Linked DNA regions of Homo sapiens: region 2 is linked to region 1. A link is a loop called in an ENCODE intact Hi-C map of the cell type or tissue named here. Cell type or tissue: tibial artery. All regions are shown on one strand. Each heading gives the region's core, and the rest is flanking DNA. Links, peaks and the distances in the headings are about the cores only. Region 1 holds the start of VPS13D (vacuolar protein sorting 13 homolog D). Region 2 overlaps VPS13D (vacuolar protein sorting 13 homolog D).

Region 1 (2,905 bases), core at 321-2,820:
TTTCATCATGTTGGCCAGGCTGGTCTGAAATCCTGACCTTAAGCGATCTGCCCACTTTGGCCTCCCAAAGTGCTGGGATTACAGGCGTGAGCCACCGTGCCCGGCCACTATTATAACTTGAAAGGAGTAAATTTGTGAAAACCAAATGTGAAACTGACTAATCTTACTATGGGGACTCCAAACAAATTTGAGCAAGAAGCCAAGGTCAGAGTACTCTTTATTTTTGTAGTTATTGCCACTAATTTCGGCCCTAAATGCCAACTCTGAGTGCCAATTACCAATTATCTCCAAATCAAGGGAAACAACTGTCAGTTTGTAAACAAGTTCAGGCCCTACCCTACTTGCCCTAAACGGAAAAGAATGCAAAGCACAGATTTTAAAAGCATGAGTGATTAGCATTGTGAGGCAACCTGGTCAGTAACATTGAGGCCCAAACCAGAAAGCACCCATTATTTGCTCTGCTAAGCATCTAGACCGTGCTTGAGGCCACTTCAAGGATTCCCTGAAGGAATTCAGTGTCAGCAAGGGCCGCCAGACTGGCCAGAGTCCCAAAGTGTTTACACTCCGGTCCATCAGGACTTCTAGGCAGCTGCCTGGCACTGGCACTAACCCCCACCTGGGCTCCCCTACCCAGTGGGGCGGGTGACAGTAGGGATCAGTGCTGAGCCCACGGGCGGGCAGACAGCCGGGCATGACCTTGAGCCAGGCCCCTCCCCTGAGGAGCGGCCAGACCGGGAATAGGAAGGACTGGCAACCGGACCTGGGCGTCCCTCCCCGAGGCGGCCAGGGCTGAACGCTGCCGGCGCCAGGGAGCTCCAAAACCGGGGCGGGGACGGCTGTGCGACCGGTGGCCCCACAGGAACGGCACTGCCCGGAAGGCGACGCTCCCACAACCCTCCCGCCCCCAGCTCTCGGAACCCTCAGCCCCCTCCAGGGGACAGAGACCCCACCACCCAAGTAAAACCTGGAGGGAACGGCGCCGGGATCCCATACCTAGGAGGAGTGGCTGGGCCAGGGCGTGACCCTGGGGGGTAAAAGGTAAAGAGAGGTTTTAGGCCTGATGTCTGGCATCCCACACCTAGGAGGAGTGGCTGGGCCAGGGCGTGACCCTGGGGGGCAAAAGGTAAAGAGAGGTTTTAGGCCTGATGTCTCCACGCGAGAGTGTGACCTCGGGTGGCTGATTAAGGGAGGTGGCTAAGGCATTCTAGAGAACTGACACCCCACTCTTCGGCGTAATGTGGGGGGCTCGCACACTGGGGTCCTGCATTGAGACCAAGGCTCAGGCGGACAGGCGCGGACTGACACCCCCCAATTCCAGGGCGCCAGGCTGCTGGGACCCCGGAAAGTGTGCCGGGGTCCAGCGGGGGCTCGGGCTCCCCAGGACACGGACGTCGGGGTTCCCAGAGGTTCAGCCAGCCCCGAGCCTGTGCTTGGGGAGCTCGCGGGGACTCGGACGCAGGGGTCCCCGGAGGTGGCGGGCTTGGGGCCCGGGGGGAGCAGACGCCCAGGGTTACCCCGAGGGGCTCAGACCGAGGCCGGACGACGGGGCCCCCAGGCTCCTAGCATCGCTCTCCCCAGGGTGGGCCCGGGCCCCCATGTCCAGGCGGAGCCCTAGCGGCGGCCCGCGGGTCCGCGCCGGCCCTGCAGTTCCCGACCCTGGCCCCGCCCGGCACGGAGCCGCTCGGCCCCTACCTGTCGGTGTCCCGGGCCGCCCGCCCCAGCCCGGCGCTGCGCGGCGTTTCCTCCCCGCCGCTCCTCAATGGCGCAGGCCCGCGGCGCTCAGGCCGGCCCCGACCCGACCAATCGAGCGGCCGACGCGCCGGTGCCTGGCCAGCCGAGCGCCGAGTTATCGAGGAGGCGCCCCCTGGCGCCGGCGGCCGCTCCTGCAGTGGTGCGGGCCCCTCCAGGGTTCGCGGACACTGGGGCTTATTTTATAGGTGGGGAAATTGAGTCCCAGGGGAGGGCAGGGCCACAAATGACTCTGGTTCAGACAGCATGGGAACCCAGGATTCTTCCCACCTACAACCACCCTGCCTTCCATCCAAGCGAAAGGTGCGATTGGCCGTCCGTCTGGCCCACTCACCCACAGTCCGTTCCCCACTTCGCAGCCACAGGGGCCTGTTAATTCAGACCCTGCCCTTCCCTGCTTAAAACGGCGTCCCCACCGTACTTCAGTTAAAACCCACCTCCTTACAGAGCTGCCACCAAGGTCCCACTGGATCTGGTCCCTTCCCATTTCAGCCACTTTTTCCCCGGCCGACTCTGCCTCAGCATCCTTCAGTTTCTGCCCCAGGAACTGTACCTTTGCCGTTGTCTCTACCTAGGACCCTTCTCCTCAGACCAATAGAAACACAATGCCAGCCACATAGGCAATCCACATTTACTAGCTAGTACATTTTTTTTAAACGAAAAAGAAGAAAATGAACTTCATTTTAATATATTTAATCCAATATGTTCAAAATATGATCATCTCAACATGTCGCCAAAAGAAAAAATTACTAATACAATATGTTAACTTTTTTATAGTAAGTTTTTGAAATTCGGGTATATTTTACATTTACTGCGCATCTCAGTACAAACTAGCCAGAATTCCAGTGCTCAATACCCTCTTGTGGCCAATCCAGAGCTACAGAATAGCTCTGGATATTCGTATAGCTGACTCCCTCTGGCTTCAAATATTCCACTCAGAGAGGACTTGTGCCTATCTACGGTTCCATTATGAGCTGGGCACAGTGGCTCATGCCTGTAATCCCAGCACTTCAGGAGGCTGAGGCGGGCGGATCACTGAAGTCAGGAGTTTGAGACCAGCCTGGCCAACATAGTGAAACCCCATCTCTACTAAAACTACAAAAATTAGCCGGGCGTGGTAGTGCACACCTGTAGTCCCAGCTACTGGGGAAGCTGA
Region 2 (2,905 bases), core at 166-2,665, 54 kb before region 1:
GTGAGCCAAGATCATGCCATTGCACTCCAGCCTGGGCAACAGAGCAAGACTCCTTCGAAAAGAAGGAAAGAAAGGAAAGGAAGGAAAGGGAAGGAAAGGAAAGGAAGGGAAGGGAGGGGAGGGGAGAGGAGGAGAGGAGAGGAGAGGAGAGGAGAGGAGAGGAAAGGAAAGGAAAGGAAAGGAAAGGAAAGGAAAGGAAAGGAAAGGAAAGGAAAGGAAAGGAAGAAAGAAATTCATGCATCATTTTATTTAATTCTCCTTATTTTGTAAATGAGAAAACTTTGGCTTACAAAAGCACAGTATTCTACTGAATTATAGAGACCAACAGAATAGAAAGACAAGAAGTTTCTTAAACCATTCATTCCTCTACAATCCACCAATAAAAGGGCATTTTTGAGACAATCAGAGAATCTGATTATGGACTGGTGTTAGAAAATACCAAGGAATTCTTGTTAGTTGGACGTGACAATGCATTGTGGTATGTCCATTGTTTTTTTAGAAATAAATACTGACGTATGTAGAGTGAAATGATATATCTGGAATTTGCTTTAAAATACTTCAGCAGGCAACGCGCAGTGGCTCACTCCTGTAATCCCAGCACTTTGGGAGACTGAGGCAGGCAGACCACTTGAGGTCAGGAGTTTGAGACCAGCCTGACCAACATGATTAAACTCCATCTCTACTAAAACTACAAAATTAGATGGGCATGGCGGCGCGCACCTGTAATCCCAGCTACTCAGGAGACTGAGGCAGGAGAATTGCTTGAACCCAGGAGGCAGAGGTTGCAGTGAGCCAAGATCCCGCCACTGCACTCCAGCCTGGGCGACAGAGCGAGACTCCGTCTCAAAAAAAAAAAATAAATAAATAAATAAATAAATAAATAAATACATAAAATAAAATACTTCAGCAAAGAAGAAAAGGCATAAAGTAAATGTGATGAATTATAGGACTGGGCAAATGGGGGTTCATTATACTGTTTCTCTGTGATGTATCTGAATTTTTTCACAATAAAAATGTTTGTCAAAAATTCTTATTTTAAAAAATGCATTGTTGAGGAACACTTATCCAGTCCTATTCCCTTGTAGAACCAGCCACATCAATCAAGGCAAAGCCCTCTGGGAGCACTGCATATTCAACACCAAAGAGTTCCTGACGCAGATCATCACAGACACTGCAAGAATAAAGTTCCAGGTACAGACACATGAAGCCCAAAGGAATGGCTAACGCCTCTCCAGGTTCCATCCACCTTGCTAAACCAAAAGTACCAGAGGCCTCGGAGTACTGCAAAGTCATTCATTCACCAGACACTGAACAAGAAAGGTAAGCTGGTCCTTTCCCATCTCTACCCTGAGATGTCTTCCATTTCTAGAGGAATGAGGCCTACTATCAGCAAGGGAAATAAGAAAATGGCAACAGGATAAAATGTGATTCTCCTCCCTGACTTCTCCCCAGCAGGAAGTGCAAGTCCACACATGCTAAGACATGTGGATAAAGAACATCCTTGAGGCACACAAATGTTACCAGCCACGGCCGGGGTTCCAGGGCTCTGGACGAGTGCTAGTGACAGCAGGCCTATGTGCCCTCGAATGGGCTATTCAGGTTAACTGCTTTCACATCCTACTGGTCTATCACACAGAGCAGAATAGCCTTAAACTCAAATGCTGTCTTTTTTATGGTTTTTTTCTTAATACTTACAGTATGAGTATCAAGGACAAGTTATAAGTATGGTAATCCATGTAATATAAAAATAATAATGGCTACCATTCATTAAATCCTTATTGTGTGCCACACACTGTGTGGAGGGCCTTACAACAACCCTATGATGGGGGCACCACTGAACATCCTCAGTTTACTCATGAAAACATTAAGGGCAAAAGAGGCCAAGTGGTTTGCCCCAGGTCACATAGCTATATGGGTACAGTGAAAGTACCAGGACTCAAACTCACGGAGTCCAACTTTTGAGACCATTCTTAACAGTTACGCTGTTGCCCTCAATGCAAGCAAATAATGTTCTGAGAGAATGGGGAGACAGAAACAAAAGCCACACTTTAAAGTTGCTATTACAGATTACACACTTTGCTAGGTGCCTTCCACACATCACCTCATTTAGTCATCTTAGATGATGGAAGATGAGGAAACTACGGTTCAGAGAAGCAAAGTAACTCCACTGAATTATAGAGCTCAAAGGAAAGGTAAGATTCTTAAACCACTTATTTTCCCTGCCTCCAGATGGGATTTACAGTAAAACCTTTCCCAAAATATTCATGTCTACCTTTCGTAGCAAACACCTAGAAGACTAGATAGCTCCCCTGCCAACAAGAGATATTTTCCAAAGTAAATGTAAAGTGCTTGTATTTAAATCAACAAGCCCAAATCCATTTTTAGAGCTTAAGGGAGCCAAAGGGAACTGAGGATACCTTGAGATCCAGTTTGGTGTTCACTGGATCCTGAAGTCCAGACTCCATGGAGGCATGTGGCTCCAACTTCACGTTGTGCAGAATGCCCTCAGGAGGCAGCCTCATTGCGTGGTTGTCTGCAGTGGAGCCGATTCCAAAAAAGTCTAATATCACAACCCAGGTTTGCAGTGTGATCAGCACATCCAAGCAATTAAAATCAACATCAATGCTCCGGTTAACTCGATTGTAACTGGAAGAGAATTCTGGATGTTTCTTATCTACCAAGAATATGTTGATGTGGACTAAGGAATCATCAAATTTACTCTTTCCAACAAGTATCTTGGGCTCATCCACTGTTGGAGAAGGAGGTGGGGTCAAGGGATAGTCCTTGTCTTGGACTTCCTTTTGCTTTTTCCGGGACGCAGAGGTGGGCCTTTGATACAACTGGAAGACATTAGGAGCTTCTTCCATGTGGGAAGGGAGAGACCGAGGCATATCAGGATATTCCA

The links. A loop is a pair of places that touch in the nucleus more often than their neighbours do. Peaks named below come from ENCODE experiments on the same cell type or tissue, not always from the same donor. Only the 100,000 strongest peaks of a DNase experiment are listed, where the experiment ranks them.
Region 2: it touches region 1 in a loop (2.2-fold over the local background); 6 of 110 quality-filtered maps call a loop at or near these places.

The regions. Positions count from the first base shown.
Region 1 is chr1:12,228,908-12,231,812 of GRCh38, reverse strand. It overlaps VPS13D (vacuolar protein sorting 13 homolog D), which reads right to left and starts at 1,783. Exons shown (of 70, transcript NM_015378.4): 1 at 1,693-1,783. RefSeq lists silencers at 1,724-1,892, 1,429-1,958 and an enhancer at 1,104-2,034. In tibial artery, for the core only: a CTCF peak has its summit at 1,863 (motif pointing left); a DNase peak (open chromatin) is centred at 1,894; H3K4me3 peaks cover 1,873 bases; H3K27ac peaks cover 1,460 bases.
Region 2 is chr1:12,283,249-12,286,153 of GRCh38, reverse strand. VPS13D (vacuolar protein sorting 13 homolog D) reads right to left here. Exons shown (of 70, transcript NM_015378.4): 21 at 2,418-2,905. Among named protein-coding and RNA genes, the nearest start is that of VPS13D, 55 kb to the right of the region's middle. In tibial artery, for the core only: no CTCF peak of the experiment used is centred there; no DNase peak of the experiment used is centred there.